5 separate regions of the Homo sapiens genome follow, and all the other regions are linked to region 1. The links are chromatin loops, found by intact Hi-C in ENCODE. Cell type or tissue: endothelial cell of umbilical vein. All regions are shown on one strand. Each heading gives the region's core, and the rest is flanking DNA. Links, peaks and the distances in the headings are about the cores only. Region 1 overlaps PRKG1-AS1 (PRKG1 antisense RNA 1). Region 2 holds the start of LOC105378306 (a long non-coding RNA gene). Region 3 has its middle 19 kb from the start of LNCAROD. Region 4 overlaps LOC105378305 (a long non-coding RNA gene). Region 5 overlaps LOC105378305 (a long non-coding RNA gene).

Evidence for each region. A loop is a pair of places that touch in the nucleus more often than their neighbours do. Peaks named below come from ENCODE experiments on the same cell type or tissue, not always from the same donor. Only the 100,000 strongest peaks of a DNase experiment are listed, where the experiment ranks them.
Region 2: a loop joins it to region 1, with 13 times the contacts of the local background. A loop is called at or near these places in 17 of 110 quality-filtered maps.
Region 3: it touches region 1 in a loop (11-fold over the local background); 86 of 110 quality-filtered maps call a loop at or near these places.
Region 4: a loop joins it to region 1, with 12 times the contacts of the local background. A loop is called at or near these places in 18 of 110 quality-filtered maps.
Region 5: a loop joins it to region 1, with 6 times the contacts of the local background. A loop is called at or near these places in 24 of 110 quality-filtered maps.

The regions. Positions count from the first base shown.
Region 1 is chr10:52,305,864-52,311,957 of GRCh38, reverse strand. It overlaps PRKG1-AS1 (PRKG1 antisense RNA 1), which reads left to right. Exons shown (of 6, transcript NR_038277.1): 3 at 2,421-2,558. Among named protein-coding and RNA genes, the nearest start is that of PRKG1-AS1, 5.2 kb to the left of the region's middle. In endothelial cell of umbilical vein, for the core only: a CTCF peak has its summit at 3,595 (motif pointing left); a DNase peak (open chromatin) is centred at 3,527; H3K4me3 peaks cover 692 bases; H3K27ac peaks cover 653 bases.
Region 2 is chr10:52,777,623-52,783,716 of GRCh38, reverse strand. LOC105378306 (a long non-coding RNA gene) reads right to left here and starts at 4,559. Exons shown (of 4, transcript XR_945963.2): 1 at 4,174-4,559. LOC105378307 (a long non-coding RNA gene) reads left to right here. Exons shown (of 4, transcript XR_945965.3): 4 at 1,179-1,576. In endothelial cell of umbilical vein, for the core only: CTCF peaks have their summits at 3,409 (motif pointing right) and 4,806 (motif pointing right); a DNase peak (open chromatin) is centred at 3,426.
Region 3 is chr10:52,486,382-52,492,475 of GRCh38, reverse strand. No RefSeq gene overlaps it. Among named protein-coding and RNA genes, the nearest start is that of LNCAROD, 19 kb to the right of the region's middle. In endothelial cell of umbilical vein, for the core only: no CTCF peak of the experiment used is centred there; DNase peaks (open chromatin) are centred at 3,385 and 5,515; H3K27ac peaks cover 2,941 bases.
Region 4 is chr10:52,727,172-52,733,265 of GRCh38, reverse strand. The region is part of intron 1 of LOC105378305 (a long non-coding RNA gene); the gene reads left to right. Among named protein-coding and RNA genes, the nearest start is that of MBL2, 43 kb to the left of the region's middle. In endothelial cell of umbilical vein, for the core only: a CTCF peak has its summit at 3,551 (motif pointing right); a DNase peak (open chromatin) is centred at 3,695.
Region 5 is chr10:52,641,955-52,648,048 of GRCh38, reverse strand. All of the region lies in intron 1 of LOC105378305 (a long non-coding RNA gene), which reads left to right. Among named protein-coding and RNA genes, the nearest start is that of MBL2, 130 kb to the left of the region's middle. In endothelial cell of umbilical vein, for the core only: a CTCF peak has its summit at 3,204 (motif pointing left); a DNase peak (open chromatin) is centred at 3,178.

The sequences.
Region 1 (6,094 bases), core at 666-5,665:
AGGAGAGCTAAACCAAGCATAGAGTTTCAAGAATGGGCTAGCTTCTACCTCCTTCCTCAGCTTTCACATTGCTCCTGAAGTTGTCATGAGTTTAAAACTAATAATGAGTTGGTCAATATCTGAGTTCCTACTTTGTGCTAAGCATTATACATGATATTGTGTGATAAAAGATGAGTTCACATATAATCTACCTTCAAATCATTTAGTGGGCAGAGGAGAGGTAACCTCACAAATTATTCAGGGGAGAAATTACATGGGTGGTCCTCAGAGAGGGCTAAGTACATAGCAAATCAAACCTTTGTTCCAAATGAGGAAATTTATTTTTTCAGTACTTTTTCTCCATTTGAAAATCCTTTCCAGGATGTGGTTTGTTCATTGGCAACAAGAGTGCAAGGTAGATAAAGAGGTATAGTAAAACTCATTGTTCCATCAGCAGCCAGTTAATATTCGGTGAGTATCCATTATTGGGAGCATATCTCACAATATGAAAGGCAGGCTTCTTGTCCTCAGCTTTCAGTCTGTGACTAGTTGGGGAAATACAACATACTTACATGGGGCTGGGGGTAAAAATTTTTCCAACATCGATTATATTTTGGCAGATACTAGGTCATGGAGAGCAAGAAAAATGTGCAGGAACTGTGACCAACATGTCTTAGGAAGGAGAGAGGGTTCTGGTGATTGTCTGAGTCTCTCTTACAGCTGGGTGACAGAGGAGGTGGGAGCCAGAGTAGATGAATTTAGTTTATTAAACTGAGTTTATTTAGTCCTGTAGGGAACCCTGCCTCCTATTCAGTCTGGTATAAATATGATCATAATTAATGTAACAAATTTAATATTTTGTATTATATTTTTGAATAGGTGAAATATGCTTATCAGCGTGGAATTGAACCTCATAACTCGGGAACAGCATGCTAACACATGTCTTCTTTATATTTTAAGTGCTGGATGCCATGCATAGAATATTTCTCAACCTTTTCATCCATGAGGGAGACAGACAAATATACTCCAAAACACTCCATGCTATTCACCAACTATTTTTCCATCTCTATTATTTGTGACTGCTGATTTTTTTTATTTTATATATTTTTATATATTTTTTGAGACAGGATCTCATTCTGTCGCTCAGGCTGGAGCACAGTGGTGCAATCGTGGTTAACTGCAGCCTTGACCTCCCAGGCTCAAGCGGTTCTTCCACCTCACCCCCAAGTAGCTGGGACTACAGCTGCATGCCACCACACCTGGCTAATTTTTAATTTTTTTGTAGAAACAGGGTCTCACTATGTTGCTAGCCAGAGCTGGTCTTAAACTCTTAGGCTCAAGTGATCCTCCCACCTTGGCCTCCCAAAGTGCTGGGATTACAGGAGTGAGACACCGCGCCCAGTCTACTGCTGTATTTTAAATTCCCTTCTTTCCTCTTTTCTTTTTTCTCTCCCTCCTTCCCTTCTTTCCTTCTTTCTCTTCATTAAATCAAAAGAAGCAGATTTGTTGCCATATAATTTTACTTTGCTAGGAAAATACCGCATACATATCATTCCTTACGGTGGGTGTTGCCAACATTTTTGTTAGTGTCAATCTTGAGTATAGCAGGGATTCCTCATTCCTGATGTTTTGTAAAAAATGATATGACTTTCTCATTGACTTTTAAAACAGTTTGGTCTTAATGTTCTTCATGATGTTAAAAGAACTTTTAGACCTGGTCCATGTTATGACTCCCCTGAGAGCTGGATTTTCTGCACTCCCCAGTACAAACAGAGGGCAAGATTTGACCGTGATTACATTTATTTGGGCGGTGGAGATGGCCAGCCCAGATAAATCAGGCTCCGTGGTAGCTTTCTAACCAAGCTCAGAAGATGTGTTTTACTGGAGTAAGACATTAAAAGCTAATCTGAGAGTAGAGGCTGGGTTCCAGCCTCTAAACCCAGTGAAGATAGTGCCTAACCAGATAGATATCTGCCTGCATCCTTTCTGAGGTCCTGACACTCAGAAAGGTCTGTGGTGGTGGGTATAGGGAGTGCAATGTCCTCTTTGAGTCCCCAAAGGATTTAACATCTCCAACCCTAAGGATAGGCCAGTGTCTGCAGAAAGCAAGATGTAGGATCCCATGACACAGTCTCCGCATCTACAGAAAAACAATTTTCTTCCATGTCACTGGGTTCCTATTATTACCTCCTTTATAAGACAGATCTTCTCCCAGGGTATGGCCAAGAAAGGCATCGTGCCAAGGAGTTAAGAGGCTAGGGATGGTACTCTGTATAGGGTGTCAGCCATAATCTGGCTCCTAAATATGGGAAAGCCATTTAACTCTTGGTGTGGTACTGGCTTTTCTTTATAAAATGGGATGCAGGGGAGATGGAGAGGTTCCTTTTCACTACAAAAGTCTCCCTTTCTTTCTCTCTCTCTTTCTTTTCTTTTTCTTTCAGCACTGCCAAGAGAAGGCCTTTTGTACTCAGGTTAAATAAGAACATCCTGCAAGGAGTCTGTTCTTTTATGCAGCCTAAAGATCAAGTAATAATCATTGACACTGATACTGAGCATGTCGATTTTGAAGAGACTAGCATGTAAGTATTAAGTGCCTGGAAATAAGGTGAATTACTTGGACCAGGCGACTTTTTAAAAAGTGTGTGTGTGTGTGTGTGTATGTGTGTGTGTGTGGAGGTTGTTTTCCCATCACAAAATTGGTTGTAATATTTAAAGCTGATGTTTTCAGCTATCACCAGTTCTCCAACTGGTGAATTGTAAAGGACCTTAAGGTGAAAAGTAGAAAGTAGGACCTTAAAAACACTTTAGTCTTGACACCCAGTCTTAGAAATGCTGAAGAGTGGAAGATGTAGGCTATTAAATAGAACTATTAACTTTTGGCGGGGAAGAGCAGGAGGGATGTATAATTAACTCGTGTAAGGATTCTTCATCACCCTTAAGTTACAAAAGTAAAATAATTTTCAGAGGAGTCTAGGAGTCCGTGGCAGGAGTCACGTCAGGGAACTACCTGGCTGGCCAACCTAGGGGCTCCCAAGCCTGAGTCCTTCCGCAACGGCCCTGCCTCCAGTGCGGGCGCGTTTCCCAGCGCGCAGGCCCCGCGCCCTGCACGGCGCAGCACGGCGAATCCCCCATTATTGTTCACGCGCTCCCAGTGCCGGGTGCTCACGGTGGCTGCACTTGGGTGTCACAACCCGTCGCTAGCATACAGTAGTGTAAAATGAAGCTTGTTTAAAGACTCTCTTTGATGAGCGAAGATCAAACGGCCTGGGGACCCCCGGTCTTAATCAGACTTGAGCCAGGATGGCATTTTCACAAATAGTCCGTTTGCTCGGCTTTGAGCAGACTTTGTGCTCAGCACATTCATCCGGCTGCGGGGCGGGTAATCCCGGCTGAAGCCCCTTGCCTGGTCGCAAATCCATTCACACTACAATGGCTGCTGTTGGTTTGCTGTGTCAGTTCATGGGCAAATAAATACAGGGCCTTTCTGACTTAATTAGAGGCGGGTGAGGGGAAAGGCGACTGAGGGGAAGATTAAAGCTCTGAGGGACATCAGGCTCCGCGGTGTCTCCGGCGTCCGGGGGGAGGTGGGAGAAACCCGCTCTTCTGCTGCCTCCTGGTGGAATTTCCGTAGAAGTTCTTAGTAGGGAAAAGTATGTATTAATCCTGTAGTTATATTTATTTTCTAGGTCCAATTACTTGTGTATTTTCATAACTCCCTATGCTGCAAACTCTCTAAAGCCAAATATATTTTGTCCTTCTTAATATTCCACATAATGTTTTGTTGAAAAATTAAATCTACACATGGTAGAATTAAAATAATAAGGTCTGGTACTGTCACCACCATATACTTAAAAAATAAAAGGGAGCTGGGGTGCGAAACTTAGGTTCTTATTAAATGTTTTAGTTTGGTTGAAGTTCAAAGGCTCTATATTGCATTGCTGGATAAAAATGTCTGGGTCTCCAGATTAGTATGTTAATATATAATGTTATAGGGAAATGCTAGGCTAAACAAATATTAAGAAAGCTCAAACAATGTAACTATTCAGGGAGAATGAAAATATAACAGAATATGCTTTTTTAATTAATTTGGATAATAAAAATATTAATCTCAGATTTACATTTTCAAAAGGAAGATAAAAACATTCAATAGTTTATGCAAAACAATAGTTATAATGTACTATTTAACAGTTTCACTTCATTTGAGTCAACATGATGCACAAGGAGAAAAGGAACAGCAGGAAAATTAATAAAACAACATATTGGAAGTGCAGGTCCTAGCATAGTATATGCAACTGTTAACATATATGTTAATGGCAGTTGTGCATTTTATTGATAGCCAATATTTTAAACTAGACCCAATTTTGTTCTTCTGTCTGATGTTTTTTGAAGAGTTCTGGCAGAAAAAAAAAAGTTCTATTTTTTTTAAAGATTTCTTTTAAAGAAGAAAAGATCATGGAAGATGTGTAAGAAATGCCATCTCTAAACATTCAGTTCAATATGAATTGTGTACTCATTTTGTAGCTATCAGTTAGATGCTAAGTAAAAAATTGTATACTATTATTTTAGGATGATATTCTAAAATATATTTATAATAATGACTTTAAAAAGCACATCGACCTCTATCAAAACCTCTCAAAATGTCATTAGTATATTCATTATACTTGTCTACATTTCCTGATTGTGCTATTTTCTCCATCAGTATCTCCATCTTCTCATAATATTACTGCAATCCAGCTGATTCTGTTTACCACGAGAATCATATTCTTTAAAGTAAGCTCTAAGTTTGAAAAAGAAATGAAAAACATTTTGCAGATACCAACAGCTTTGTGAATTCAGCAGAGCCACAAGCTTACTTAGAAGCTATGGAAGCACTGAGGCAGAGTAGAGTGGTGAATTAGCTTTCTATTAGGGGCATATTCTTCTACGCCTTCCTGCTAATACCATTTACTAGTATCATTTACACTAAGAATTTTAGAAGGGAACTGTGGCTAGAGCTGTGAAGTCTAAAGGTTTAAAATGCATGTTTTCTTTGTATTTAGAGTTCCTGATTTGCAGGCAAAGTCCTAAACTTGTTTGAAAAATTACTTTGCTAGGGTTTAATTCACAGCTGAGATTAGAAAAATAAGTAAGTAAATAAGTGGAACTTTTTTTTTTTGGAACTTTCTTACAAGTATGTAAAGAATAGGAGAGAAACAGATTTTTTTTCCTGTTTTTATAGGCACTGAAAGGCAAATATTAGTCAATTAAAGGTGCTTTTCTTTTCCTTAAAAAAGATCTATCGAGGCCAGGCATGGTGGCTCATGCCGATAATCACACTTTGGGAGGCTGAATCAGGAGGATTGCATGGGCGGGCCCAGGAGTTCACAACCAGCCTAGGCAACACAGTGAGACCCCATCTCTACTAAAAATAAAAAATTAGCCGGATGTGATGGCACATACCTGTAATCTGTAGTCTCAGCTACTTGCAAGGCTGAGGTGGGAGGATTGCTTGAGCCCAGGAGGTGAAGGCTGCAGTGAGCCTTGTTTGCACCACTGCATTCCAGCCTGAGTGAGAGAGTGAGATCCAATCTCTTAAAAAAAAAAAAAAAATCTAGGCCGGGTGTGGTGGCTCACGCCTGTAATCCCAGCACTTTGGGAGGCTGAGGTGGGTGGATCACCTGAGGTCAGGAGTTCAAGACCAGCCTGGCCAACATGGTGAAACCCCGTCTCTACTAAAAATACAAAAAAATTAGCTGGGCATGGTGGCTCATGCCTGTAATCCTAGCTACTCAGAAGGCTGAGGCAGGAGAATTGTTTGAACCTGGGAGGCAGAGGTTGCAGTGAGCCAAGACCACACCATTGCACTCCAGCCTGGGCAACAAGAACCAAATTCCAATCTCAAAAAAAAAAAAAAAATCTATTAAGAACTCTGCGGGTCCAAGAGCTCTGATGTGCAAGGGTAGGAGAAGATGGAGTCCCTGATCAAGAAGAGAGAGATTTTTCCCTTCCTTCTTCTTTTTTGTTCAGGCCCCCAGTGGACTGGATGATGCCTGCTCATATTGGAGAGGACAAGCCTTCTTTACTCAATCTAATAATTCAAGTGCAAATCTTTTCTGGAAACACCCTTAGAGACACA
Region 2 (6,094 bases), core at 321-5,320, 470 kb before region 1:
GATTGAATTTTCCTCTATTTTCAATGTTTAAACGTCCAACTTCCCTACAAAACCCTTCAGTTTCCTCTAGGATCCTTTTGCCTAGTTTCAACATGATCTCCATTCTCTGATTGGACATTATCACCAATGTTCTCCTCTCCCAGGGAGGCTGCCAGTTCTTCGGTTTTGCGCTAACAATCCTGCAGAAACTTGAACTTACTCTTCACACAAGTGCTGGATCTCTGTATGGAAATGATGAGAATTTTTTCAGTTTTCTGTGATAGGTTCAAGCATGTGTGTCTTGGCATCTTCCACTTGTGTTGTGATGAATTAGATTTCTTTTTCTAGAGCCTGTATCTTTCTTTTAGGATCAGACACTGATTGTCCTTGGTCTGAACATTGAGGCTTCTCTTATCCCATGGTTGACTAGGATGCGAATGCAATTCTATATTATTCACAGAGCTCAATTTGCCCAGAATACCAAGCACTTCTGGATTTTCATATTCTCTGATCATAGGTTGACATTTCATGTGTTACAGAGTGGTTGCCAGTCCTCAAGAGTTTACCTCTGGTGGAGGAACACGAAATACTCACAAATCATCCACCATTCTGAGATATGTGTGTCCTGTAGTAGGGGAAAGAAACCATGAGAAAGAAGAAGGTATAGCATCCCAGGCAGTGGGCCAGACTGCACTGAGGCAGAAGCAGGAACAGAGTTTGCCATGTTGAAGAAGTGAAAGAACAAAGGCAGAGCAGTAGGCCTGGGAAGGCGGAAGCGGAGGTTTTCTGCAAGAAAAGGATGTGAGGGGAGTTTAGGAACTCACAGTGGACCAGTCACACTCTAGTGATGACATAAAAAGGCAGATGTTGTCAGTTGGAGCCATGGTCACACAGAATATTGATTGGACTGAGGAGCAAATAATGGCTTTAAAGGCTAGCAGACTTTGGGTTGTATTTGCAGTTCTTCCCTCATCTGAGAAATGGGGACATTTACTCTGACACCCACAGGATGCCTGGAGAGATTAAATGCCATACAGTCTGTAAAGTGCTTGGGTCTGACCCTGCACCCCACATCACAGGGGGATATCCAGTGCTAAGATTCATACAGATTCTGCAGGTCTTAAGCACTTTTGGTTAGCCTTGGTGGGTTTTTTCAAACCTTTAAATATTAATCTTCCCCAAATTTATCTTCCTTCCAGGCCCCCACAGGGTCCAGCCCTCCTTCTGTGATTTCTTCAAACTGACACCCTGGAGGCTGTTGATGAGAGGACACCCTCTGGTGAGGAGACACTGGGTTCACAGTCCAAAGGCAGAGTACCAGTCATACTCAAGGTGAAGAAAAATTGCACACAGTAGGCCCGAGACTATTATTTTTAGAGGCCTACTTGCAAGGTTGGCCTTTGGCTGAAGTCTGGGAGCTTGTATTTCTCAAGAGTTCCCACCATTCCCAGAACTTACAAGAGTGGCTCACTGTACCTAAACTGTTATACAAACAATATGATTTATGCTAAACACCTCTTTTCCTTCTAGGAGTCCGGAATTTTGGTGCATGCTAGGCAGAAAGTGACCAACATCCAATAAAAACTTTGGACACTCAGTCTCTAATGAGCTTCACTCGTACATAATATTACACATATGTTGTCAGAGTCTGTTGCTGGAGGAATTAAGCATACCCTCTGTGGTTCCACTGAAAGAGGACTCTTGGAAGCTTGCAATTGGTTTCCTCCAGACTTCACCTCCTGCACCTTTTTCCCTTTGCTGATTTTGCTTTGCATCTTTTCACTATAATAAATTATAGCCATAGCTGGGTGCAGTGACTCATGCCTGTAATCCCAGCACTTTGGAAGGCCAAAGCGGGTGGATCACTGAGGTCAGGAGTCTGAGACCAGCTTGACCTACATGGTGAAACCCTGTCTCTACTAAAAATACAAAAAATAGCCAGGTGTGGTGGCACATGTCTGTAATCCCAGCTATTTGCGAGGCTGAGGCATGAGAACTGCTTGAACCCGGGAGGCAGAGGTTGCAGTGAGCCATGATTGTGCCACTGCACTCCAGCCTGGGCAATAGAGTAAGACTCCGTCTCATATAAATAAATAAGTAAATAAATTATAGCCATGGGTATGACTATAGGCTGAGTCCCAGGAGTCCTCCTAGTGAATCGTGGAACCTGGGAAGGGCCTTGTCACCTCAACACAGATGACATACTGTATACCAACTCAAGGCGTTGTGTGAATTAAGTGAGGTATTACCTATAAAGCAACTAGCACACAGAAGCACATATCAGTTAGTCAACAAATGCCTGTTCCTTCTCCCTCCCTTTGTCCTTCTACATCTTTCTAATTTTTCTCTCATAGCTCATTGCTTTTATTGATTAACAAATGTTTGCTGTGGTCCCATGTTTCAGGCAGTGTGAAAGATACAGGATAGGATGACCACAGTGAGCCCGACCCTCTCTCCTCATCTCACAGTCCAATGTCTGAAGTTGTCTGTCTCCATTTCTGTGTTTATATCTGGGCTGGCTTGAGACATCAGGGATGGGCAAGTTTCTGCATCTCTTCAGGATGTGCCTGTGGGCCCTCAATCCTCCCAGGACAAATCTTTGGCCAGGTCCATGTTTCCTAGGGCAGTTCCTGAGGAGGAAGTGTCCAGGCAGGCCCAGCTCCCTGTGTATCTGCAAGAGCCTCTTTTATCCTTTACAAGATGCAAGACCTGCTACCTGTGTTTCCAGCCTGGCATGAAGAATCTGGCTAAAATCCTAACCCCACAGCCCAGAGCAACAACCTCGAGGAGGAGTAGCCTCAAATGAAGCACCAGCCAGCAGACCCCAGAGCCACCTGACCTGGAGCAGATCCAGTGACTGGTTGTTCAGGGCTTACAACATAGACTCCTGCCTATCCAGAGGGTAGAGACCACAAAGTCAAATGGAGCCCAGAGTTCATCCACGTAGCATGAGCCATGACCAAGGGCTTGGTGTCCTGATTCCCGAGGTCTAAGTTCAGAGACCAGAGCAGAGACCAGGAGCTCTGATCTCCTAACCTTCAGCCATGATCTCAAACAACCAAGCCCAGAGATAGATGGACTGAGGCTAGACAGTCAGGACAGGGACCAGACCCCAAATTTAGAACTCAAGTTTCAAAGAAAAAAATTAGATCAAGGCCCTGGGGTCAGCCCAGAGAGCAGCTCCCAGAACGAGGAGACCAGAATCCAGGCCCAGAATCTGCAGCCCAGAGCTCACATCTTGGAAAGGGAGGAGAGGAGAGACAGCACTACTATTTGCGAGATGCCTGGCACCCTGGGAAGTTCCAGAGACCCGAGTCTGGATTTAGTCTTTCAAATGCCAAGATCTTTACTACACCTAACATTTGCAATGCTTTTCTTTCTCCTTGAAATGTACTCTGATCTCTCAGGGTATCCCTTGGCCCCCTGCAGTCCTAAGCATGGCCACAAGATGGCAGGGCTGACCCATACTTTCCCTGTGGGACACAGCAAAGTTTGTTCTTCCCTCAAGTGCCCTGGGCCTTCAGGGCCAGGATACCCCCATCCCTCACCATGGCCCCTGGAGGCCATACAGAGCCGCCTGAGAAGACAATCCTCCCTCTCCACCATTCTATCGCTCTTTAAACAGGGGAGTCAACTTGGGGCCAAGTATTCCTGGGTGAGTCTGACCTCGTTATTCTAGGTCTGCGTGTGTCTGTCCGCACCTATCTCAGAAAGCAATCCTTCTTGGTCCTCTTTCAGCGCCAAGAATTTTTTTTCTTGTTTTCTCAGTGGGTAGAGCTTCCCGATTAGCACTCTTACATATTTACCATTACTAAATGCTCTCCTTCCGCCCATTTACAGCTGAATAACTGAGGCTCAACAAGATGAGGGCGCTTGTCTAAGTCACAACCCTCAGGTCAGGATGGAGTGGAATGAAAATGAGATATGTGTACATCTGTCCGTGACACCTTCCTGACCCCCTCACTTGGGGGGTCTGGTGACTGGGTACCCAACTGTATGCAGAGGGGAGAGGCAGCTGGTCTGTAGCCCAGCCAGCCCTGTGGAACCAGCCTTTCCTTGGCCCTTCTGGAAGAGAAGGTCTCCCTTAACCCTCCCCGACCGTCCCCCACCTCCAATTCAATAGGCAGTTCACTCTCAATCAATTCAACGCACTCTCCTCCAGGGTCTCTACTTTTCTGTCCAGGACAGACTCACCTGTATCTCCATCTTCCTATTCTAGAGAGGTGTTTGTGGGGATTGATTGGGTTCCTCTGAGGTAAGTGGGTCTCTTAAAGCTGCGCTGGGCTGGGGGCCGATGTGGATGTGTTGTGCTTGAGGAGGGAGGGAAGGAGGGGAAGAGGGAGGGAAGGAGGGGAAGAGGGAGGGAAGGAGGGGAAGAGGGAGGGAAGGAGGGGAAGAGGGAGGGAAGGTGGGGAGGAGGGAAGCAGGGAGGGGAAGAGGGAGACAGAGATGGGAGGAGGGAGGCAGGGAGGGGAGGAGGGAGAAGCAAGGAAGAAAGGAAGGAGGGAAAGAGGAAAGGAGGAAGGGAAGAAAGAGGGAGCCCAGCCTCCAGCCTCTGGGCCCAAAGCCGGCAAGGCCCACCCCTCTGCCTTCCTTTGCTGCTCAGCTTTGCCGCGAGGCCGGGCTGGAGGGACCCTTGATGTCACAGCTGCAGACAAAGGGAGCACACAGGGCCTGTGGACTTACCGTGTGCACGACGATGCGGACACACCTACTGTGCCAGGCATCAAAGGACTCTCAGCTCCCAATTTACCCTTCAAAACATGCTCTGTGATTAAACCACAGAATTCCTTTCAGCGTTTTTCGAGTGAGCACGATGCAAAGCTTCTCAGTAGAGGGCGCTAGAGAGACATGGCAAGAAGAAGGGGGCTCCTGCAGTTTCGGGAGGCCCCCTCGGGAGTCGGCCTGGCGGGTGGGAACATCTGGGGGCACCGCGGTTGGAATGCGCAGTCTGGCCGCGAATCCGGGGGCTTGCAGTTGCGCCCTGGCCTCGCCACCAACCCCCTGCAGCCCTCGCGACAGGGACACCGAGGCACGAAGCCTCCTGCCTGCACCTCTGTTGTGCTGCCTCTGCTCGTCCCTCCCTCTTCCCCCAGGTGTGTCTCCCGCAATCTTAGGGAAGCGGTGCCCCTCCCAACAGGGACACCGCGCTCCGGGCCGCCTGTTGCACCTACGACCCACTCCCGCGGCGCGACCACTGCGGCCAGGACCTGCGGCTTGCCTGGCCCACCTGTGCTCCGGAGGGGGGCTGATGCCTGCTTGTCCCAGAACTGCAGAGAAGCTCTGGCCCAAAAAATTAGCACAGCCACCCAGTGGGTTCAACTACCCTTTCTCCAGTGAGGTCTGAACCATACAGAATGTCTTACATTCTATACTTTTTAATCAGGGTTTAATAATTCTTTATATTAAACTACCCCTGTTTAGATCACTGTGTGATGTCTGTTTCCTGATTGGCTCCAGAGTGCTAAACCTTTTCATCCTCGCAAAGCTACAGGTGAGCTCATTTAATCACAGGTGGGGAGACAGACTTTAAGAAATGGCACAGACTCCCATTCAGATACTCCCCCTCTCCCAAGCACATACACAAGTATATGTACACAAGTGCATGCACACGCACACACATGGATACATACAGGGTGAATTTTTGTCGAAGCGTACAGTGTGGGATCTTAGGTAAATTAATGATGCAATTAATCCGTTAATAATGCAATTAATCTATCATTAATCTACATCTGAGCTTTCTGTGTCTCTGGTCCCAGGAAGGTAGAAAAGAGCAGGAAGGGTACCAGGAAAGCTGCCTCATGATATTGGAAGCTCTTTGGGGTCACTTATGATTTTTTCCCTGTTGTACCCAGGCTTGGCTCTTACATGCAGCTAATCACAAGAATCAAGTGAGATGGTGTTGGGAAGAAGAGTGTTTCTGCCCAACTCCCTACATTTCTGATCCTACCCTAAATATCTAGATTTTTAACCATCACAGGGAAGGCGGTTTGGTGATCTAATTGGTTAGAGCCCAAGCACTCACTGTGCCATGGCTTTTGGTAAGCCTCGAAAGGTGAGCACCTCTCTGCGGTATCCTCCCTATGTTCCCAGTTTCAGGCCTGGGGAGCTGCCA
Region 3 (6,094 bases), core at 537-5,536, 180 kb before region 1:
AGAAAGAAATCTAGGATAATATAGGTACTGTAAGCATTACATTTATCTCTGAATAGCTAGTCATCAGGATGAAATAAAAGCATATCTGACACACACAAAAAAATTGCAATTAATCAAGTGATTATAAGTAAGCAATTTATCCCAAGATTATTTTTTGACATTTGTACAACATAACAACCACAATGTGTAAAATATCTTTAACAATCAATTTACAGTTAATACATTCTTTATATTAATATTTCTTACCACACAACTGTAATCGTCACATTGTTCTTTGAATGCTTTATAGAGAAAAAGTATATAGGTTGGGTCCAAATATGTCTCTGCTAACATATGTCTGTAAAGATAAAATTGTAGAGGTATGAACATACTTTGAGAATAATAGTAGTTATTACCATTGGAATATAATTCCCAATTTCCTTCCTTCTAGCACAGTTATGTCAAAATACTGTTTGTGGTTTTAGCTCAGGATGGGAGTATATAGTTTTATAAATCTTAATGTCTCACTGCCTAAGATAAGAGAAGCTTTTTTTTTTCATTCATGAATAGCTATATATCTTTTTTTCTTGAATTGTCCAAGAGAAGAAAGGAGTAATTATTTTAGATCAAGAAGCGTTAATGAACTCTTTGGGCCAGGCGCAGTGACTCATACCTGTAATCCCAGCACTTTTGAGGCAAGTAGATTGCTTGAGTCCAGGAGTTTGAGACCAGCCTGCACAACATTGTGAAATCCCATCCATACAAAAAATACAAAAATTAGCTGGGTGTGGCTGCGTGTGTTTGTAGTCCCAACTACTCAGCTACTCTACTTGGGAGGCTGAGGTGGGAGGATCACTTGAGCCCAGGAGGCAGAGGTTGCAGGGAGCTAAAATCGCCCCTCTTCAATCTACCCTGGGCTACAGGGCAAGACCTTGTCTAAAAAAAAAAAAAAAGAAGAAGAACTCTGTGGAATGGCAAGTGAATCCTCCAGCTCCTAAACGTGGCAAACTGCTGGGATGATTCATAAAAAATCTCACTAGAAAAAAAAAAATGAGCTCATTCTGGAAACTGGAAGTGATGTTTTATCTTTATTTTTTTGAATAAATACTTAATTACCCACATCATAAGGAAGGAATGTTTTAATCAAAGATAATAGAATGCATTAAACAAATGCATTTCCTCTTCAGTTACTGTTTCTTTGGTTATGTTTTTTCTGTGTTTTAGAACATGCGGAGATTATTACAAAATGTACAAACAATTTCACATAAAATTGCTGCCCTTACTCACTCTGTCCACATTATAAAATTGGAATCTGTAGACATATAATTATATGCATGCTTTGTTTCAATTAGGTAAATATACAAATTTAAAGGACATATATTTGAAATAGATCTCATAAGGCAAAGAAATGTGAGTATATCAACAACAAATTGCAACTACTGCCATTGATCTTGATAAAAATTTAGATATCCAATAAGAAATTCAATATAAAGTGATTTCCTCAATTCTTAGCCAGTATGGATTAAATGTCAACCTTGTGAAGGAGAAAGAGACTAGTGAGATAAGGTTATGGTTTCTCATGGCCTACACATCCCTGTTTCATCCAGAATGCTATCAGTCTTACCCTGCCACTATGCTTAAAACCATTTATCGGCAGGTAATTGGAAGCAAGGAGGGAGCAGGAGGAGAGGGAAAACAAAAAGGTGTCAGATACAGATTCCAAAACTGATTTTAGTTTAAGATCCATGTATTGTACCTAAAGACAGGGACAGTAAACTATTGAAAGACTATCTAAAGTTCTAAACTATCTGTCAGAATAAAAGTTATATTAGAATGCAGTTTAAAATTTGGCTTCTTTTTGTTTACACACTCAGATATAACAATATTTTCAGCATGTTTCCTTTTCACTACATTACTAAGCTATGTAACAATTTCAAACAATGTTACTGTCTTGGAACCTATCACTACTTGGTAAAGAATACAACACAATGCATAGAACAACAATAACAAAGGCAATTATAATAACTAACATTTACTAAAAATGTTCTGTGTGTTAGGTCCTGTTCTAAGCAATTTTACATATAATAGCACATTTAATGCTCGTAATTACACAAAGAGGTAAGCATAATTAGTATCTCCATTTTATAGATGAAAAAAAATTGAAGTACAAAGAATTTAAATGATCAAGATCGCATGGCTAATTAGCAGAATAACCAAGGTTTGCACATAGAAATTTACCTTCGGGGCCCATGCTCTTAGGTAATCAATATATAATACATCAAAGTAAAATATAAAAATTTTAGAAGCCTATGTTTCTTGTTGTACTCACATTTCAAATATGGGCAACTGCCATAGCTTGAATTTGTAGTAATTAATTTACTGGCTATTTACCATGGGATAGGAATTGGCCTATGTAATTCACATGAGTATTCTCCCCACTTTACACACAGGGAAACTGAGATTCAGAAAGTTTAAATTCTTCAATTAAAGTCATACAGTGGTTAATTGAATATTTAAGCATTCAAAGATAGCCATTTCTGCCTTTCTGATATTGTCTCCCCTCTCATATTACAGTTTAAGCAATAAACTCTATAAAGGAATCATTACAGTTTACGTTGGTTACTGGTAATGGGTAACTGATAATTGGAGACTGGTAATTTTGAAATTAACCACAGGTAATGCATGTTTTATAATATGTTTATTGTTCTTTTTAGTAACTGAAAAGGATAGTTATTCTTTTTTTTTTTTTTTTTTTTGGAGACAGAATTTTGCTATTATTGCCCAGGCTGGAGTGCAGTGGCGTGATCTTGGTTCACTGCAACCTCCGCCTCCCGGATTCAAGTGATTCTCCTGCCTCAGCTTCTCGAGTAGCTGGGATTACAGGTGCCCGCCACCATGCCCGGCTAATTTTTGTACTTTTAATAGAGACAGGGTTTCACCATGTTGGCCAGGCTGGTCTTGAACTCCTGACCTCAGGTGATCCTCCCACCTTGGCCTCCCAAAGTGCTGGGATTACAGGAGTGAGCCACTACTGCCAGCCAGTTATTCTTAACCATTCTGTATCCCTCTTCCCCGCAGATCACTGCCACCTGACATTAGCCAAATCAGCAATCCTTCATGCAGAAAGGAAAGTACTGTGGGGAAGAAAAGAGCATTTCTTGTTGTACTCCGTTGATAGCTTTAAATTCAAAAGTAGCATAAAACTTAGGGTCTTGGAAGAATATCAGAAATTGATGGATCAGTACTCTGGCTGGCTTGTAGAAATTTGTTAACCTCTGCCAGAGAAGGCACCTGAAATCAGTAGTCAGTCCTGTGACCAACACTGCTACTTTGTTGGGTTTTTGAGATTTACAATAATTTCTCCCTATTATTCTATTTTCTGTAGATTATAACACTATCTGCCACCAGGTGGAGAAAGAGAGTCACAATTTCTTGTCTGTTTTTCAGGGCCCTAGGGTTAGAATTTTAAAAACTGAGAAAAAAAAAAATTGTTCATAAAACTATTGGGTTTCTTTATCATGAAAAATAAGCATTTATCAAGCCATCTGTTTTAGAAAGAAAAAAGCAAATATAAAGTTGCTTATATCTTCTCTCTTCAAAATTTGACCAGCCCCAACACTAAGCATAACTACCATTTTCAGACAAAGCAAAAATGATCTCAATCCTAGTTGCACATTACAATTGCCTGGGGAGCTTTATCAATGTCCGGGCCCCATTCCAGTCAAACAGGGTGAGAATTTCTTGGAAGGAGGCCCAGGCATCCATATTTTTAAAAAACTTCTCATGAAATTCTCATGTATAACCAGAGTTGAGGCTCACTACTCTACAGAGTTAGATGTTTTTCTAATGGAGCTGTAGATTGTTGAAAGGGGTTATTACCAGCAGCAGAGTCTGAATCTCGACACAGCAGATTTATAATAACTTAAATCAGGCTCCAGGAAACCGATTTATGCCAACAAAATCATAAAATTATAATTTATAAATTAGGGTGTCAATGTATTAATTTACTCTGAAGAAATGACTAACTATGCCACATTAATTATGTTGGGGAATTAAATTTTCCCCAAAGTAGACAGTCATTCATTTATTCACAATTTAGGAGTAACAAATATGCTGGAAGCTGGGCAAAAGAATTTAAGATCTAAATTCAGATCATTTGATGTATCTACAAACCTAACAGTGGTTAGTAAATAATCTTCAGTGACAGTGGTATCAACCTAGGCATGATAATATGTTGGGTTATTCTGTGGTAGTAAGATTTTATAGACAGAGATAGTGCCATCAGTCAGCCAAGCACCCTCCCCTCTGGGTAAAGCTAAAGAAACACTCATATTTTTAAAACTCACTCTTTCTTTTTCCCTGCTTCCTGAGCATCAAATGCACCTGTGATGGGTTAAAGGGTATAAAGGAGTTTATGTCATTTTTCAAAGAAAAAACACAGAAGGTGACACAGATCATTATGCCATGCGTGACTTTGACTCAGGATAGCTTGAGGTCTCAACAAATAACCAGCCAATAGGAAAAATTATAGGGCCAGAAAACAACAACAACAACAACAAAACCATGGGTGACAAAGGAAAGTAACCAGGCTACTTAGCAGCTTTGGTGACAGCAGCAAAGAAGTCCTAAGCAAGAGTTCCAACATGACAGCAGAATCAACTATGGCTCAGGTACCGGCATTTTAAAACGAGGATTTATGATACAAGTTGAAAAGACAGGTTAACAAGAGCAAAGCAAGATCCAAGGATGCTGGCTGCCAGTTGTTTCCAGACACCGCCTCGTTCTAGAGGAGTAGCTAGAACACAAGCAAAGCTACCAGGTAAGCTGGATGCTCTGTTAGGACCATTGGCTCTGGAGTCTGATTACCTTCTGTTCTACCCCATCTAACCTATGTATTTTGGAATAAATTTTCTTTAACATCTATTTTCTCTTCTGTGAAATGGGGAGATAATTATTCCTATTTCACAGGGATCCTCTGAGAATTAACAAAGACAGTCTAGGCAAATCACAGTGGTTCTTCTAAAAGTGTGATTCCCTAGACCAGCAGCATCAGCTTCAACTGGGAACTGCAAATTTCCCAACCTTACTCCAGACCTATTGAATCAGCAGCTCTGAAGGTAGGGCCCAGTAACCAGCCCTCCAGATTTAACAAGCCCTCCAGATTTAACAAGCCCTCCAGATTTTACTGATGTACATTCAAGTTTAAAGACAACTAATTGAAAAGGCAGTTAATCCTGAATAAATGGAAGCAAGCAGAATCCCTGTCCCATATACTGGACTAATAACAGGAAGAAAGTAGGGAATACTAAAGCTAAAGTGCTATACAGGAACATAGGGTACATCTGAGGCATACCAGCTCCTAGGTCTGCTTATCAGCGAAGCCAACCCAAGACACATGAAACAGCAAACTTGACCAGAGCAATTGGAAATGAGTTAGTAGCACTTAAATCTGGGGAGCATATTTGATTTCTAACCTGATGAGATTTCAGCTGCTGATTCATTACTCAATCAGCTGTGGTTTGGAGTGAAAGGCACATGATAGAAACATACCCATGTAATTCTGTCATTCTAAAAATATTCAGCATAATAATTTCCCAGATAGTGCTGCCTGGTGAGACAGCATCTTACATATCTCCAGTCATTCTAAGTCCTCATTTTTCTCTGGGTTAAACAGAGTTGGTTTCTTCTCACACTGTTCACTATCTGGTTAGAATGCCCCCAAATAATACATATTTTTCTCCTGGTCAATGTCTCTCTTAAAATATGATATGATTCCCCCAAAACACTTAGTTCTTAGCTCACATCAATCATATCTCCATTCTTGATTAGATTACAAGCCACCTGAAGTCCCAGGACCTGAGTCAATTCTTTATCCCTCATATCTATTATAAAATCCTAACCAGGAGTCACAGTTTGAAAAATGTTGTTCAAGAAAGCTATATATATGATGATCCACATACATTTTAACTTTGTACAGACAAGAATATACATTTTCCAACCATTAAATCTCCATAATTAGCCACTGTTTTAGCTGGGCCACCTACCATTTTGTATTTGTCTTTCTGCTTGTTGGCTCTAAAATAATCTCTAAACAAAATAACCAGCATATTTTACC
Region 4 (6,094 bases), core at 534-5,533, 420 kb before region 1:
AGAAGAATCAAATAGATGCAATAAAAAATGATAAAGGGGATATCACCACCGATCCCACAGAAATACAAACTATCATCAGAGAATACTACAAACACCTCTACGCAAATAAACTAGAAAATCTAGAAGAAATGGATAAATTCCTTGACACATACACCCTCCCAAGACTAAACCAGGAAGAAGTTGAATATCTGAATAGACCAATAACAGGCTCTGAAATTGTGGCAATAATCAATAGCTTACCAACCAAAAAGAGTCCAGGACCAGATGGATTCACAGCCGAATTCTACCAGAGGTACAAGGAGGAACTGGTACCATTCCTTCTGAAACTATTCCAATCAACAGAAAAAGAGGGAATCCTCCCTAACTCATTTGATGAGGCCAGCATCATCCTGATACCAAAGCCGGGCAGAGACACAACAAAAAGAGAATTTTAGACCAATATCCTCGATGAACATTGATGCAAAAATCCTCAATAAAATACTGGCAAACCGAATCCAGCAGCACATCAAAAAGCTTATCCACCATGATCAAGTGGGCTTCATCCCTGGGATGCAAGGCTGGTTCAATATACACAAATCAATAAATGTAATCCAGCATATAAACAGAACCAAAGACAAAAACCACATGATTATCTCAATAGATGCAGAAAAGGCCGTTGACAAAATTCAACAACCCTTCATGCTAAAAACTCTCAATAAATTAGGTATTGATGGGATGTATCTCAAAATAATAAGAGCTATCTATGACAAACCCACAGCCAATATCATACTGAATGGGCAGAGACTGGAAGTATTCCCTTTGAAAACTGGGATGTTTTCCAAAACTGGAAGCATTCCCTTTGAAAACACAGGACAGGGATGCCCTCTCTCACCACTCCTATTCAACATAGTGTTGGAAGTTCTGGCCAGGGCAATTAGGCAGGAGAAGGAAATAAAGGGTATTCAATTAGGAAAAGAGGAAGTCAAATTGTCCCTGTTTGCAGATAACATGATTGTATATCTAGAAAACCCCATTGTCTCAGCCCAAAATCTTCTTAAGCTGATAAACAACTTCAGCAAAGTCTCAGGATACAAAATCAATGTACAAAAATCACAAGCTTTCTTATACACCAATAACAGACAAACAGAGAGCCAAATCATGAGTGAACTCCCATTCACAATTGCTTCAAAGAGAATAAAATACCTAGGAATCCAACTTACAAGGGACGTGAAGGACCTCTTCAAGGAGAACTACAAACCACTGCTCAAGGAAATAAAAGAGGATACAAACAAATGGAAGAACATTCCATGCTCATGGGTAGGAAGAATCAATATCATGAAAATGGCCCAAGGTAATTTATAGATTCAATGCCATCCGCATCAAGCTACCAAGGACTTTCTTCACAGAATTGGAAAAAACTACTTTAAAGTTCATATGGAACCAAAAAAGAGCCCGCATCGCCAAGTTAATCCTAAGCCAAAAGAACAAAGCTGGAGGCATCACGCTACCTGACTTCAAACTATACTACAAGGCTACAGTAACCAAAACAGCATGGTACTGGTACCAAAACAGAGATATAGATCAATGGAACAGAACAGAGCCCTCAGAAATAATGCCGCATATCTACAACTATCTGATCTTTGACAAACCTGAGAAAAACAAGCAATGGGGAAAGGATTCCCTATTTAATAAATGGTGCTGGGAAAACTGGCTAGCCATAGGTAGAAAGCTGAAACTGGATCCCTTCATTACACCTTATACAAAAATTAATTCAAGATGGATTAAAGACTTAAATGTTAGACCTAAAACCATAAAAACCCTAGAAGAAAACCTAGGCATTACCGTTCAGGACATAGGCATGGGCAAGGACTTCATGTCTAAAACACCAAAAGCAATGGCAACAAAAGCCAAAATTGACAAACGGGATCTCATCAAACTAAAGAGCTTCTGCACAGCAAAAGAAACTACCAACAGAGTGAACAGGCAAACTACAAAATGGGAGAAAATTTTCGCAACCTACTCATCTGACAAAGGGCTAATATCCAGAATCTACAATGAACTCAAACAAATTTACAAGAAAAAACAAACAACCCCATCAAAAAGTGGGCAAAGGACATGAACAGACACTTCTCAAAAGAAGACATTTATGCAGCCAAAAAACACACGAAAAAATGCTCACCATCACTGGCCATCAGAGAAATGCAAATCAAAACCACAATGAGATACCATCTCACACCAGTTAGAATGGCAATCATTAAAGAGTCAGGAAACAATAGGTGCTGGAGAGGATGTGGAGAAACAGGAACACTTTCACACTGTTGGTAGGACTGTAAACTAGTTCAACCATTGTGGAAGTCAGTGTGGTGATTCCTCAGGGATCTAGAACTAGAAATACCATTTGACCTAGCCATCCCATTACTGGGTGTATACCCAAAGTATTATAAATCATGCTTCTAAAAAGACACATGCACACGCATGTTTATAGCGGCACTATTCACAGTAGCAAAGACTTGGAACCAACCCAAATGTCCAACAATGATAGACTGGATTAAGAAAATGTGGCAAATATACACCATGGAATACTATGCTGCCATAAAAAATGATGAGTTCATGTACTTTGTAGGGACATGGATGAAATTGGAAATCATCATTCTCAGTAAACTATCGCAAGGACAAAAAACCAAACACCGCATGTTCTCACTCATAGGTGGGAATTGAACAATGAGAACACATGGACACAGGAAGGGGAACATCACACTCTGGGGCCTGTTGTGGGGTGGGGGGAGGGGGGAGGGATAGCATTAGGAGATATACCTAATGCTAAATGACGAGTTAATGGGTGCAGCACACCAGCATGGCACATGTATACATATGTAACTAACCTGCACATTGTGCACATGTACCCTAAAACTTAAAGTATAATAAAAAAAATACTCATTGAATGAATGTCTACATTTTAAATGCACTATTTCTTTCAAAATATCCCAAGCTCTCAACACCTACAATAAAATAAAATGACTCTCAAAAATAAAAATAAAATAAAATAAAATTATGCTTGCCATATAAAATTTTTTTTGAGGGAAGTAATTTGTTTTTTAATACAGAGCCTCGTTCTGTTGCCCAGGCTGAAGTGTCGTGTCATGATCATGGCTCCCTGCAGCCTCGACCTCCCAACCTCAAGTGATCCTCCCACCTCAGAGTAGCTGGGACCACAGATGCAAGCCACCACGCCTGGCTAACTTTTTAATTATTTGCAGAGACAGGGTCTCCTTATGTTGCCCAGGTTGAGTAATTATTTTTGAGAGTCTCAGAGAGTGTTTTTAATCAGGTTATAGAATCATAGGAACTGTATTGATTCCACACAAAGGCCTCAGGGGAGAGAAAAATCGGAAGAGAAAAATAAGATGTAAGCACAAAGACCATGTATATTTTATCTCCATAATCCCCATGATACTGGGTTTAAATGAAAAGTTGACTATGCTGTCATACCTTGATTTTAATTTGCCATAACTGATTACTGGAAAAATCGAAAATGCAATTGTCTCCCCATTTGTGGTGATATTTCTTGTCAAGACAGCAGAGGGTGCTCTTCTATTAAGATATTACACTCTAAGCGATCTATGTAAGATGTTCACTGGGCAGCAAGAAACGTGTTTTAATAAAATTACCATATTTACGATTTTATTCAATTTGTTGGTTTTCCAAGGAGGTCATTTCCTGAATGTAAGTATTATTAGTTGTATTCCTGTTTATTCAATCATCTTTGAAAACATAATGAAAGCTACAGACCTTCCAAGAAAATCTCTTCGCATACACATAGCAAATTGGTAAAGACTGTAAGGAGAAACGTAAAAAGTCAACTGAAATCTTACTAAAATATGCCAAATGATTTTGCGGAGCCAGTTGAAACAGTTTTTCTTTTGGAAAGTTTGAAACATAAAAAGTAGAGAAAAATAACATGATGAGCTCAATAATCCCTGTCACTTCTCCAATATTTTCTCTCCCCTGTCCCCCAATATACACTGGATGATTTTGAACCCAGTTCTAACCATCATATTCAATCCTGCCATAAATTGTGTGTGTATCTCAAAACGATAAGAATACTTTCAAATATCAAGTTATCACTTTCTCATAATTTTTCACGCTTAGTTCAATGAATCTAGGAAAAAAATGTACACACATTACACTTGATTATTATGTCTCTAGAGTCACTTTTACTTTATAGAACACTTCTCTTTGTTTTCCTTGCCTTAATTTTACTTCGTTGAGGCTTGCTACTCAAAAGTGTGGTTCATGGACCAGCAGTATCGACAACTACTGAGAGATTGTTACAAATATATAGAATTTCAAGCACCACCCTACATTACTAAATCAGAATCTCTATTTTTACAAGATCCTTGGGCAATTTATGTTCATGTTAAAGTTTGATAAGCATTCCTGTAGTTTCTTACAGTCTGGATTTTTGCAGATTGCAACTCTGTAAAGTCATTTTGCATTTTCCTCTCTTTATTTTCAGTTAACTGTTATCAAGCCTAGAGGATTGATACGGTTCAAGTTTAATTTCCTGGCAGAATTACATCCTAAGTTTTTGTGTACTTTTACTGGGAGGAGAACAGTGTCTAGTTTTATATCTTTTTATGATTGTTATCAGCCATTGATGACTACTGCCTTTGCCTAGTAATTTATTAAGGGTTTTCAAAATAGTGATATGCTAATTCTATCATCCTTTCTTCTTTTATTAACTTAGATAATTGTATGAAGAGAAAAATTTTTCTTACCTACAATTTTATTGTATTTGAGCTAAAATTCATACAGAAAATATAGGATACAATTTTAACTTCCATACCTTTTTTTAACCAGTTTGATTGGGTTCTCAAAGTATGTTACAAAGTTTCCTTAAAGACTTCATTTGTTTGCTTTTGAGGTGTAATTATGAACTCATGGGATTTTAAAAATACTTGATAGTTTTAATTTATCACAGTTGTTATTCTTGCCAATTCTCAGTTTGTCTCATCTTTCACTATTGGGATGCATTTCATGCTGTCTCCTGATTTCTTTACACATGACCATGACCCCAGTAATCTTTAGTAGCTTTCTGTTATCACAAAATATTCCCAGTTTATCTTGTACATTTCCTCTTCCAGTACTGGATTCAATCATTTTCCAATAACCTTTGTCTTGATTTAGTGGGAAATGGTATGGAAAGACCAGAATCATCTGTGCATTAATGTTATTCATTGCTACTGAATAATCATTGGTCATTGTGTCCAGGATGTCTTAGTGAATAGAGCTAAGAAATGCATATTTTTAACATATATATCATGAGTTTACACCAATAATTTCAAGTTCAAATTTACAAATACAAAATTTCAGGTTAACTTCCCTGATTTTATGGTTATATCCCTTTTTATTATGAAAATCTTAATTCCTAATGTAATGATAATAGCATTACTTATAGTTTTGTCTTGCTACACTGAAAACCAGTTTCAAAATAACAATACAAAATTATTACTAATGATATAACCAGTGAAAACATTTCTTAGGTTTTTGGGGGAGTGTTGGTTTGCAGTTATTTGATCTTAAGATATATTTCAGGCCAGGCCCGGTGGCTCATGCCTGTAATCCCAGCACTTTGGGAGGCTGAGGCCGGCGGATCACGAGGTCAGGAGATCGAGACCATCCTGGCTAATGAGGTGAAACCCCACCTCTACTAAAAATACAAAAAATTAGCCAGGTGGAGCTTGCAGTGAGCAGAGATCGTGCCACTGCACTCCAGCCTGGGCAACAGAGCAAGACTCCGTCTCAAAAAAAAAAAAAAAAAAAAAAGATATATTTCACTAAAGTATACAACTTGTCAAATTACCCTGCTTTAAAGTAACCTGAAAGAATTCCTGTTTACGTGTATGTGGTTAATCGAACAACTCAATACGGAGCTATATTTTTTTGTTTCATTTTGCTATTTTTAGGAAATTTTTAATATTCATTTTGATGTAATCTTATTTTGTAATTACATATATTCATTGTTTCATAGTCAAATTTACAAAACAACTGTGGGAAACTATTTTTTTTATTTCAATAGGTTTTTGGGGAACAGGTGGTGTTTGGTTACCCGAAT
Region 5 (6,094 bases), core at 645-5,644, 340 kb before region 1:
GTGCAGTGGCACGATCACAACTCACTGCAACCTTGAACTCCTGGGCTCAAGCAATCTTCCCACCTCAGCTTCCCAAGAAGCTAGGACTACAGGTGCATGCTACCATGCTTGGCTAAGTTTAAATTTTGTGTGTGTAGAGACAGGGTCTTGTCATGTTGCCCAGGCTGGTCTTGAACTCCTGACCTCAAATGATCCTCCCACCTGGGCCTCCCAAAGTGCTGGGATTATAGGCATGAGCCACTATGCTTGGTCCCATTGTCTTTTCTAATTAGCAATAATTCATGGCCTTTGAATTTAAATTTGAATGATTTTAACGATTGCATTTATGACAATTTTCAATCTCTTAGAAAGTAGAGCACAAATATTTCCAATGTGCATTTTACAGTGGGATGAAAAAATAAGGAAAACATCCATCTCTTGTTTTAAAATTCCTGTATATTCACATTTTTATTTAATGTGGCTGGAGTCTATTGAGATAAAAACTGATTTTTCCAGATCTATTTAAAATTTTTCCTTATGGTGAAAGTCCAAAGTATGTGTCTATACCACAAATTAATTTAATAGGTCATGGGTTGACAGCATTTCTTTATAAATTTGAAGGTTGAAACAATTGTACCAATGGTATTGATTGCGCAGTCTCTCTTATATTTTATGACTCATCTAAAGCTAAAAAATAAAAGACTTTCAATTTTTAAAATTTTTAAATTAATTTATTTTTAATATTTCTAGAAAGAGTACATTCTACTAGTAATTGCTATTTTAATTGAAGATCTTTCACTTTTTATAAAATATCTTTTTTAGATTTTTTTCTTATAATTATCTAAGAAAATTATCATAATTGAAACAATGTGTATTTTTTTTTTTTTTTTTTAGACAGGCTCTGGCTCCGTCACCCACCCAGGCTGGAGTGCAGTGGCATGATCATAGCTCACTGCAGCCTGGAAGTCCTGTCCTCAAGCAATCCTCCCACCTATTCCTTCCAAAGTGCAGAGATTACAGGTGTGAGCAACTGTGCCTGGCCCATGAAACAACACAATTTATTTTACCTTGTATCTAAAAATGATTTTCTCTTTTTGTTCAGGAATTCAAACCGTTTTATGACTTGTCCAACTCAGATTCTGTTAAAAAATTATTTAAACATTTTTCTTTAAAGATTGAATTATAATTTTTTTATGTGACTAAGTTTGCAAATTTTTATGACTGTTGAGAAAAAAATTATCAAACTTACTACACATCTCCTAAACACTGTCCACTTTATTATCTTAATTTTTTTACACGAGCAAGCAGCTTTTTGTTTTGATATGACAACAAAGCATAATTGCCCCTCATCATTACTATTTGACCTATGTTTTTCTTTTTCTTTTTACTGTGTCTATCAAAATACTAGCATCTTCATTTTCAACTGATTCTGCATCTGATGCATTCCTTTATTTTATATTTGAAATTTGCTTTTACTAATTTTAACTAAAAAAAATTTAATTACAATATCCTTAAAATATTTCAGCTTAATTAACAATTATAATTTATATAAGTATCACTGTGACTCCTGCTGCCTGCATAAAAAATTCACATAAACACATTACAAAAATCATCTCAACTGCATCAAATCCATTGATGCAGACAAAATGCACTATAGTTAAAGTGAAACATAGTTCTACCAAAACAATAAAGCTATATTGAACAGAAAAAATATTTTACACTGCTTAAGTTTTTAAATTTAAGTTACTTAAAATCAAATCAAATAAAAAATTCAGTTTCTCAGTCTCTACAATTCCTCAGTCATATTTTTAAGTGCTCAATAGTTGCTTATGGCTAATGGCTCAAACCCAGAAGAAGATAAAAAATGCATATTGTTATCTGTATTTTATGTGTGATGGGGGAGGGGCATAATTCTCACTCCCCTCTCTCCACTTCCTGCTGCCTGCCTACCAAATTGTTGAGGTGTTTTTTGTTTTTGTTTTTTTTGAGACGGAGTTTCTCTCTTGTCGCCCGGGCTGGAGTGCAGTGGCATGATCTCGGCTCACTGCACCTCCACCTCCCGGGTTCAAGCCAGTCTCCTGCATCAGCCTCCCAAGTAGCTGGGATTACAGGCATGCGCCACCACGCCCGGCTAATTTTTTTATTTTCAGTAGAGACAGGGTTTCGCCATGTTGGCCAGGCTGGTCTTGAACTCCCGACCTCAGGTGATCTGCCCGCCTCAGCCTCTCAAAGTGCTGGGATTATAGGAGTGAGCCACTGCGCCTGGCCCTGGAGTTGTTACTTTGATGGAAGCAGCTTCCAGAACTGATTAGACCACAATTTACTAGTCTCAAGATCATTCTGTGCTGAATGTTCCTGTACATTGGTGTGGCTCTCTTTCTTAGCTCTTGCCCCTACATTTTCTGCTGTTTTCCTATCTCCATAGGGAAAAGTGACCCAGAGCACAGCCCCTGAAAGCAGGCCAGCCATCCTGAGCTCTCATCTGCTCACAGAGGGTCAGAGGAATTTAGACTTTTAGACAAGCTCATGCAGCTCATCTTGGCAACCAATTCGTGGAAAAAATAGGGGCTTAAATGAAGGCAGAGCTCCACTTAGTCCTTGAGACCAAATAATTGGCAAATGTTCAGTTTTCCAGCAAGCTCGAAATTGGGGGTGATTAGCAGCTAGTTAACCTTCAAAGAAGGGAGGAGGGACTTGTTTATCATTTGCATTCGCCTCTTGTGACTTTTTGTCTCAGGAACTTCACCGGGTCAGAGTTGTTAGGCAGAAACAGGACTCAGTAATCCTAGATTTCCTTGCTAAATATCATCTAATTATAGACCAGTGACACAATTATTTGTGCAAATTACCATTTTACTTTAATCTTGAGTTGCATTGCCATCTTTTTTGTAATGACCCTGGAGAAAAAGGAAAATGTTTTAATAAACTGGTATATGTATACTTGGCAGAGGACTGCATCCTTATCAAGATAATGGTATTAATCACAATGACAAATTTTGAGGTCATATAGAATTAATGAGAATATTAATTCTTAACTCTTGTCTTAAGCCAGAATCAGGAAGGTTCCTTGAAGAGTTACATTTGACTTGCAAACATCTCATACATTTGAACAGAGGTGGTACAGTTTCAGTATTCCATATCCACGCTGAGGCCTATTGTTGAACCCTCTTGCTCCAGACAATAATTAATCTGTCCTGAGCTGCCACTGCCACCTGGTGGTAGTGTAAGGAACCATCTAATACAAAATTGATTGCCTACTTAACTTTCTACATTCCACTTGCCTCTCTCTTGTCTTTTTCTACCTGGCCTCGGTTAATTCCTTCTCTGCCAATTGTCATCACATACACTGAAAGAATCATAGTGTGGTGGCTAAAAGTATAACTCTAGAGCTCACTTCTCCTCTCCACCCCTCACCAGCTCTGTGGCCTTGGACAAGCTGCTTAACATTTTGTCCTTCAAATGCCTAATTTGTAAAACGATAGTAATAACTCCTACCTCCTAAAGTTGTTTTAGAGAATGAGTCATGTAATTCATGTATGTACTGTGCTAAAAAATCTAGTGGCTAGCATACAAAAAATGCTCAATTCATGCTAACAAATGGCAGCTATCATTATACACATGCACACATCCTTTGTAGCTACCTTCATACTTCCCCTCTTCTCTTCCAATTTTGGTTATTTTTCCACCTCCCTCAAATCAATCCAAATCATATCTGACAAATGTCTTATTATTGCAAGTGATAAGAAATATGACTATTTCAGTGAAAAGGAAATTGATTTGCTTTTTTTTAAAAAAAAAAAAATTTGTGTTTTGAGAGTCTTGTTCTGCCGCTCGGGCTGGAGTTCAGTAGCGCGATTATGGCTCACTGTAGCCTTGAACTCCCTGCCTCAAGCAATCTCCCCACCTCAAAAAGGACTTGAAAGTCCCAGCCTTTCAAGTATCTGGGACTATTGGTGTGCACCATCACATCAAGCTCAGCTTTTGCTTTTTTTTTTTTTTTTTTTTTTGGAGAGATGGGGTTTCCCTATGTTGTCCAGGCTCTTGTTTGGAACTTGTGAGCTCAAGCCATCCTCTTGCCTTGGCCTCCCAAAGTGTTGGTGTTACAGGCGTGAGGCACCATGCCTAGCCTGATTTGTTTTGACATGAAGTTAAATGTTATGAACACAACGTATAAAGCTCCTGGAAATGACCAGAAGAGCCATTTAGAATCTTAGCAAAAATCCTGATTTGCTCCCTAACTTCTAGCAAAAATCACTTTTAAAAAAAATCATTAGCTGTCAAAAAATTAAAAACATCTTATTCCAATTTGTCTTCCTCTTTTGAAAAATCAATGATTTAAAAATATTTGAATTACACAAATACTAAACAAACAATTTCTTGTTGTAAAACTTTTAAACCAGAGATAATGCAACAATTCTCTTTGACTCCCTTCTCCTACAAATCCACTAGCTGCCCCAGAGATTAAGACTATCCCTTTGGTATATATTTTTTTCTAAGTCTTTTCCTATGCGTTTTTCCATTGTGTTTAAAAAATTCCTAACTTATTCTGGACACTTCTTTCTTGGTCATTCTCACACATGGTGTCCAATTCTCTGACCCTGTAATAGCCACTTACAAATGTCCCCAAGAGATGGATGGCAGGGATCTGCCATCAGCATAGAAGTGCAGTCCAGGCTGGGCACGGTGGCTCATGCCTGTAATCCCAGCACTTTGGGAGGCTGAGGCAGGCAGATCACTAGATCAGGAGTTTGAGACTAGCCTGACCAACATGGTGAAACCGTGTCTCTACTAAAAATACAAAATTAGTCCAGCGTGGTGGCATGCACCTGTAATCCCAGCTACTCAGGAGACTGAGGCAGGAGAATCGCTTGAACCCGGGAGGCGGAGGTTGCCGTGAGCCAATATCGCACCACTGTACTCCAGCCTGGGCAACAGAGTGAGACTCTGCCTAAAAAAAAAAAAAGCGTAGTCCAAGGCCCTTCCACTCCACTCGTTGGTCCCATTGACAGCCTTCCTCCTTTAAATTTGAGGACTCTCATCTTCTTGATCCTTTCTGTCTAGACCCAGTTTAACTAGACTTTATGAGCAGACATTGGTCTCTTCAAGCATGAATCCAAACCTTTCTGACCTGGATATAGGTCAGCAGTTTCTTTGAATTTCTGCTTCTGTTTCCCTATGGGCTGAGAATGCCTTGGGGATTAAGAGAGACAAATATAAATAATCCAAAGGATTATTATTTTGAGATGTTATTCTGTCACATATTTATTTATGCTTATGTGGAAAGACTTAAAAGAGTTTGTGGAAAATGGAATTAAAAGATAAAAATAAAAACATAAACTTTGTTTCTCAACATAAGCTCCATAAAGTTCCAGACACCCTTGAAAGGAAAAAAAATCAGCCACTTAGTCCATTCCTGTCAGAAGAAGCCAAATCACAACTGTAGGGTGAACGCCTCATGATTTCCCATTGAAATGCTCACAAAATTGCCCTTGTTTGATGAGAGGATTCTCTGGTGAAGCTTTCCTGGGCATTTTTCTGCTCTTTGGCTTTCTCAAAACTCTCGCAGAATAAGCAGATATTCATTGTTCTTTGACCCTTTAGAAAGTCAACAAGCAAAATGCCTTGAGCATCCGCAGAAATTGTTGCCATGACCTTTGCTCTTGATCAGTCTGCTTTTGCTGTGACTGGACCACTTCCACCTCTTGGTAGCCATTGCTTTGTTTGTGCTTTGTCTTCAGGATCATACTGGTAAAGCCACATTCCATCTTCTGTTGCAAATCTTCGAAGAAACGCTTTAGGGTCTTGATCCTGTTTGTTTAAAATTTCTGCTGAAAGCTCTGCTCTTGTCTGCATCTGTTTTGGGTGCATTGGTTTTAGTACCGATTGAGTGGAAAGTGTGCTCAATTAGTTTTTCAGTCAGAATTGCATAAACTGAACAATTGAGATGTTTATGTTGTTGGCTAATGTTTCTGCTGTTGTCAGTCTTTGTTAGTTAGGACCCAAACAAGGTGATTGTTTTTTTTTTCCTCAAAAATTGATGTGGATGGTCTGCTGCTGTGGGCTTCATCTTCAACATCATCTAGTTCCTTCTTAAAGCAGGTTATCCACTTATAAA